2 separate regions of the Mus musculus genome follow, and region 2 is linked to region 1. Evidence: chromatin loops called from intact Hi-C (ENCODE). Cell type or tissue: heart. All regions are shown on one strand. Links, peaks and the distances in the headings refer to the core of each region. The heading gives the core; the rest is flanking DNA.

The links. A loop is a pair of places that touch in the nucleus more often than their neighbours do. Peaks named below come from ENCODE experiments on the same cell type or tissue, not always from the same donor. Only the 100,000 strongest peaks of a DNase experiment are listed, where the experiment ranks them.
Region 2: a loop joins it to region 1, with 2.1 times the contacts of the local background. A loop is called at or near these places in 1 of 42 quality-filtered maps.

What each region holds. Positions count from the first base shown.
Region 1 is chr15:6,860,440-6,864,554 of GRCm38, reverse strand. The region is part of intron 1 of Osmr (oncostatin M receptor); the gene reads left to right. Among named protein-coding and RNA genes, the nearest start is that of Osmr, 12 kb to the left of the region's middle. In heart, for the core only: a CTCF peak has its summit at 2,255; a DNase peak (open chromatin) is centred at 2,724; H3K4me3 peaks cover 1,069 bases; H3K27ac peaks cover 1,384 bases.
Region 2 is chr15:7,133,513-7,136,012 of GRCm38, reverse strand. All of the region lies in intron 1 of Lifr (LIF receptor alpha), which reads right to left. Among named protein-coding and RNA genes, the nearest start is that of Lifr, 5.2 kb to the right of the region's middle. In heart, for the core only: a CTCF peak has its summit at 1,412 (motif pointing left); a DNase peak (open chromatin) is centred at 1,262; H3K27ac peaks cover 233 bases.

The DNA of each region.
Region 1 (4,115 bases), core at 930-3,429:
GTTATGAACTGGGTAATATTTGGTGACAGAAGATAAAAAGATCTAAAAAGAAATTAATTGGTGTTTTTCATTAAAATAAGTTGAAAGAGGAGAGGAGAAGCTGGGAGAAAACTGGCGTGCATTTTTCTTCATTTCCCAGATGTTTCCTGAACGGCAGCTGTGTCCTAGGACTCTGGTGCATGGTGTGTCTCAGACACAGATCTGCTCTCTCTAGTGCCACGGAGTCCATTGATATTGGGGAGAGGCGAAAACCAACAGATTCGGGGGAAAGGACTTAGCGGTGCCGACAGACACACCCCTCGCCATCGTCTTCTTAGTGAAAATGGGGAGTCACATACTGCTGAGAGCAGGGAGCTTCTGAGGCCGCTGTGTGAATTTGAGGCTAGGTTCCTGGACGTGTTGTACCCCGAGCAGTGGGGAATCTCTGCTCCATAAGTAGGTACTGGTCTACCAGCCCACACACCCTCCTAGCCACCCACAGGGCTCATCCTTGAGAGTGCTGTATAGCTAAGCTTACCCTGGGTTTTAATATTTCTCTGCATGGTACATGTGCAGTCAGTGGAGACAGCGTAGGCCGTGGAGTACCCCACAGCTCTCAGCTTGGACTTTGTCATATTTGATTTCTGCCTTGACAGTCATGTAGCCCCATGTGGTACTTGGCTTTCTTCTACTGATACAGGAATTCTGTATATTTAGCTGGCTGCTTAAGATCTTCTCTTGCAGATCAAACTTTCATCTGGAGCTGAGTTTCGGATAGACTCCCAATCCATCCATTTGATCTTCTGCCTTGCTAAATGGGGGCGTTAGCCAAAGGGCTTGAGCTGAAATTTTTGATGGTTCATTTGGTCCCCACCCCATGGCTTATCAGCCCTGCCTTTGAAATCTCGCCCTAACACCACCACACTTCCACAGTCCAACCCTGCCCTCTACTCTCACCCGGACTGTTGATTCTGACACTGCTGCTTTCTACTCCTGGCCCCCCATTTCTTTCTGCATCTCTTCGTCTCTGCTCTGTGTTCATCAACCCAATATACCTCTGTAGTTTCCAGTGCCTCACCATGGCAGCCCACAGGATTCAAATATGCCTGCTCTGCTCTGCACAAACTTTCAATCTCATCCCAGGACTTCCTTCCCTGCTCATCTGCTCCCTTCAGCCACATCTTTCTCCTATTTGTTCTTGATCTTCTGGCCTTTCTTCCTCCTCCTTATCGTCCCATCAAAACAATAGGTGACATCCTCAGAGTAGGGTAATTTGGGAAGGCTCTATTACCAGGCATAGTGCTCCTCCCCTGACCACCCCCACCCCCCCAAGGTTCGCAAGTGAACGATGACTATTTCTCCAGAGCCTCTGGCTGTTGGAGGGTTATTCCTGTGTGGTTTTCAGAAGAAATGCTCTATTGAGTCTCCGAGTTGTTGCACCTGACAACTCTCATTCTGCCCATTTTAAAGGACGTTATTGATTTTGCCAGGAAGACTGCAGGCAACAGTGACACCGACAGCAGCAATGGCACAAACAAGTGGAGCCATACATAGTAGCAGCCATTTCAGAGGCGTGGGGACCTTACTGCCAAGCCTAGAACCTGAACTTGACCTTGGAGTCCATAAAACAGAGGCTGTTGTCTGACCTCCATGTGTACCCCATGGAATGAGAGTGCATGTGCACACACATACACACACATATACACATACATACATACATACATACGTACATCATGCATACATACATATATACAGGCACACATATATACACATAAACATTTACAGACACACTTATGCACACACATACACACACTTATATACACATATACATGCAGACACATATACAGACACATAAACACACACTTACACACATATATACAAACAAACACATATACATACACATACATGCATACTTATATACTTATATACACATATACACTCATACACACATACACACATATACGCACATACACACTTATACTCATACATACAAACATATAAACACACACAAAACACATACATGCACACATCTATACACACATACACATATGCATGCTTATACACATACACACTCATACACATATATACACACACAGACACAAAGAGATACACAGACACACATACACAGACACACAGAGACACACACTAAATAAATAAATGTAACAATGTGTAAGCTTACCTACTATTTCTGGACATTTTCCCATTGTGTTGTCAAACTGTGGCTGGCTGAGGAGCCCCAGCTGTGAAGACAGTTAAACAGGAGGAAGGCAGATTGTAGATGACAAGAAATCAGAAGCAATTCTGTCTTCATGGCTGCTAGAGGCGCACGTGAGACCTATACGGTGGTCTTTGAGAATACCTGTTTTCCAGCTGAGTTGCCTGGTGACCTTTCACCTCTCGTTTCTGCTTACCATCACCTCTGAATTTCTCAGCTGAGTATTTCTGTACCTGGAACTTTAACTTCTTGATGTAATGCCATGTGTTTAGGAATGTTTTAAATGGCCCTGTCATAGAGAAACCTATTTGAGGTACATACCAGCTCCAGAGTCTTCTGTTTCAACTTTCTGATATGAGAGTTCCTTCCCACAGTGGCCCCTTCACGTCCCAAGAGTGAGTTGGGAGGGGACAGTGCTAAGAGCCTGGACCCAGGACTGAAGTCACTCTCAGCAGAGCGGCACACACATCCGGTCCCACTAGGCCTCTTCCGTTGCTCCCTGGGTTCTGCGCACACAGGGTTTCTCCCTGACTTAGCTCTCCCCTCTGGTTCTGGCATTCCGTTAGCGTGTGCTGTTGTAAGTAGAGATCAGTTATGAATGGAATGATGTGTTGGCCAAGAATAGAATGCAGTGCTGACAGAAATGTGCAGAAAGGCTGGCTGCTGCTTCAGAGCTCACTGGTGTCTATCATAGTCCTTTCCTTTATCCAGTTCTTGTCTTTGTTGTGGCTCCAATTTACCTGTAAAACACTCTTTGAGAATAAACAGGTGTGACGGTGGAACACATAAACAGGCTCACGGAAGGTCTAGCTCTGGAACCAGAAATCTGGGCAGCAGGGCGAAGGCAAGAACTTGGCTAAACATGAATCTCTGCTGACCCAGAGTCCTAAAGAGAAAAGTAAAAGACCAGGACTTCCCCTGACTACTGGGCTTTCAACCATTAAACGAAGAACGAGCTGGTCTTTTTGAGGTCATCCTGCCACCTTGTCTCTGCCCCCAGATTGTCCTCTGATCAAAGACCTGATAAGCCAGTGGCTCCCTTTAAAGGGCCTGCAATTTGCAATTCTCTTCCAGGGAAAACAAAACAAAAGAAAAGGAAAATGGTATTGAATAATGAAAACTTCTGTGTCTTTGAATAGGTTAACTTTTCTCCAGGTTGAATTTTGGTGAGAGGGAAAGGGGAGAGTATAAATGACTTCGGTGATTATTATTATTTTTTAAATTATTTGTTTAAAAAATTGAAATAATTTATTGATTACTGTTTGTGCAGTTATTTTTGCCTGCCTGTATGTCTGTGTACCGTATTTGTGTCTAGTACCCACAGAGGTCAGCATAGTATTAGTTCCCCAGAACTGGAGTTACAGGTGGTTTTGAGCTACTGAGTGGATGCTGGAAATGGGACCCAGGTTCTCTGCCAGGGCACCCAGGGCCTCCAACCTGTGAGGCACCTCTCCAGCCCTTCACGGGGTTCATTTAAACTGAGCCCCCTTGAGACTATATTTGTCCTTTTTTTCAATCAGCTTTTGTTTGTTCTCTTTCATTTTTAACTTTTTTCTTCTTTACCAGCTTTGTTTGGATTATTCAAATGAGCTGGCTAGTCATTAAGCTCTTGCTACCAAACCTCGGTAATCCATAGTAGGACATCTTCACCGCTCACTCAAGGCAGCAATCCATGGTAGGACATCCTCACAGCTGACTCAAGGCAGTAATCCATGGTAGGACATCCTCACAGCTGACTCAAGGTTCCTTGAGACCTAGGCTTCTGACTTGCACCCTGTCATTTGCACCTCTTTTATAAGCGGAGGGACACTTCATGGGACAGGGAAATGTGCCTTCTTCCTCCAAAGACAGATGACAAGAGACACAGGTATGGGAGGAATAATGGAAGACTTTCGTCCCACCTCTGACCACAGTTGCCCCC
Region 2 (2,500 bases), core at 1-2,500, 270 kb before region 1:
CAGTGCTAGAGCTAGGAGTTTGGGTTTCAAAAGTAGCACTCTCTATTTTTTTTAAATGAGAAATTATATATTCATCCATATTATATAAACACACTCTCACAGATAATGTGCCCATCGGACAATTGGAATTCTTTTAGGTATGTATTTACTTAACAAAATATGGGGCACCTGCTGTGGGCGGAACTCAGTGCCAGTGGTAAGATGACACACGGAAGCCCACAGTGGCGAACCCCTCAGGGAGATGCTCCTCTAGACAGAACTCAGACTCTTTCAGGTAACAGTCAGTCCAAGAAGGGTCAGGATGCTGGTCAGTCCTCAGTGACTGTCCCCAGGCAAATCGTGGCATCCCTGGGTCTCAGTTTCTTTACATATTAAACTCCAGAAGCTGACTTGGGGATCCGAAAGGGCCCTCTGACTCTCAAGCTCCACGCTGTGGCTAGGTTGTTTGAATCCTCAATTTTTTTTAAAGATTTATTTCTTATTATATGTAAGTACACTGTAGCTGTCTTCAGACACAGCAGAAGAGGGAGTCAGATCTCATTACGGATGGTTGTGAGCCACCATGTGGTTGCTGGGATTTGAACTCAGGACCTTTGGAAGAGCAGTCGGGTGCTCTTACCTGCTGAGCCATCTCACCAGCCCCTGAATCCTCAATTTTATGTTTTCCTAAGAGCTTACATTTTCATCTCCCTCTGTATCTTGCACACGCTCTCCCCTAAAACTGTTTTTGTTTGTTTGTTTGTTTGTTGTTTTTACCACAGTAAAACTGCTGATCATGGTACCTTCAAGGAGTAAGCATGGGGTAAAGTTCCAGTCAGATAACTTACATTCCCGCTTTAACTGTTTCTTTGGAGAAGTTTCTCAAATGTTCACGCCTTACTCACTTTTATGCTCTAAAGGCCCGAAGAAGGGCCTCCAGAAGCTGACTTGGGGATCCGAAAGGGCCCTCTGACTCTCAAGCTCCACGCTGTGGCTAGGTTGTTTGAATCCTCAATTTTTTAAAAAGATTTATTTCTTATTATATTTAAGTACACTGGGGCCTCCAGGCCTGCTGCGTGCAAACAGCTGGCATCTTGTCATCACGCCCTAATGTCCACAGTGGCCCTCAAACAGCCCCAGAGGTTACAGCATGTAAGTGTGGGCCACGGTCTCACCTTCATCCTACCACCACCAGGGCTCAGCCAACTCACAAGGTTCTGTCCACAGGACAATTACAACCCATCTGCCCCGTTAGCGTTTTCTAATGTTAGAAGCAGGGAAGTACTTCTGTCAGCACTTGTTATTTTCCACCAGATGTTCCTGCTACCACCGTGTCAACTGTCCTTGGATCTAAGAACTTCTTACAGAAGTGTGTGCTTCGGGGATGAAGGCTTAACCCAGACACACACGGACCTTCAGAAAGAAATATTGCCCCCTAGTGGCCCTTCAAGATACCACCACATAACAAGATTATGCTCGATTCTAGACATGAATGCTAATTCCAACTTATTCAGCCTTAGAAGCCAAAAGAATGAAGGAGAGCCAAAAACTTCCCACCGTGCAAAAGTACATTAGAAACCAAAAACATACGCCAAAAATTCCTCCTCACCTCCCAACACTGAGTGGGCAAGGCTTGCGAGCACCACCTTCAGCCTGCGTCAGCAGGGGCAGTGCAAGTGTCTAGAAGGAACACATGCAGCATTACTCAAGACAATGTATGACAACTGGAATTCCTGCCTTTCTGCAACCTGTACAGGGACTGCAAAGGACCTGCTTGAGAGTGCTTGCATTTCTAAACATCGAAACTCCCTACAATGCCTCGCTGGCTTCAGCTACTTGCGGGAAGTGAGACTGAAAAGGACCAAGACTACTCTGCTCACAAAGGAGGTGTGGAAGAACCCATTGTTTTCTCAGTGTCTGCACTGCCTGTGTCACGCCGAGCTGGGGGATACAATTATCTTACGTGGAAACAAGTTACTACCATCAGGTATCAACAGTCAGAATAGGAAATTAGAAAGAGAGAGACGGAGGGAGACAGACGGACAGACAGACAGAAGGAAGGGAAAGAAAGAAAGAAAGAAAGAAAGAGAGAGAGAGAGGAGGGAGACAGACAGAGAGAGAGAGAGGGAGAGAAAGAAAGAAAGAGAGAGAAGAGGGAGACAGAGAGAGAGAGAGAGAGAGAGAGAGAGAGAGAGATCAAGCTCACATTCTGCAAGATCACGGAACTCCTAATACAGAACAGGGGCCCAACAGTCAATCACCAGAGACAAGACTCTTATCGCACAGCTCTAACAATTGCTTGGCATGAAACTCCTTTCCCAAACTTTCAATTAATATAAAGGAACATATATTTAGAATAACAAACAGATTAGGAGTTGGGAAGAGGAAATACCACAAGTTCCTGCTATTTCCCAAAATAGAGCAGGCACACACACATTTCTTCTGTGAGAACAACATACCTGAGCTTGGCACAGCTCATTGGTCAGTCGCAAGCCCGAAGAACCAAAACATCACATTAAGA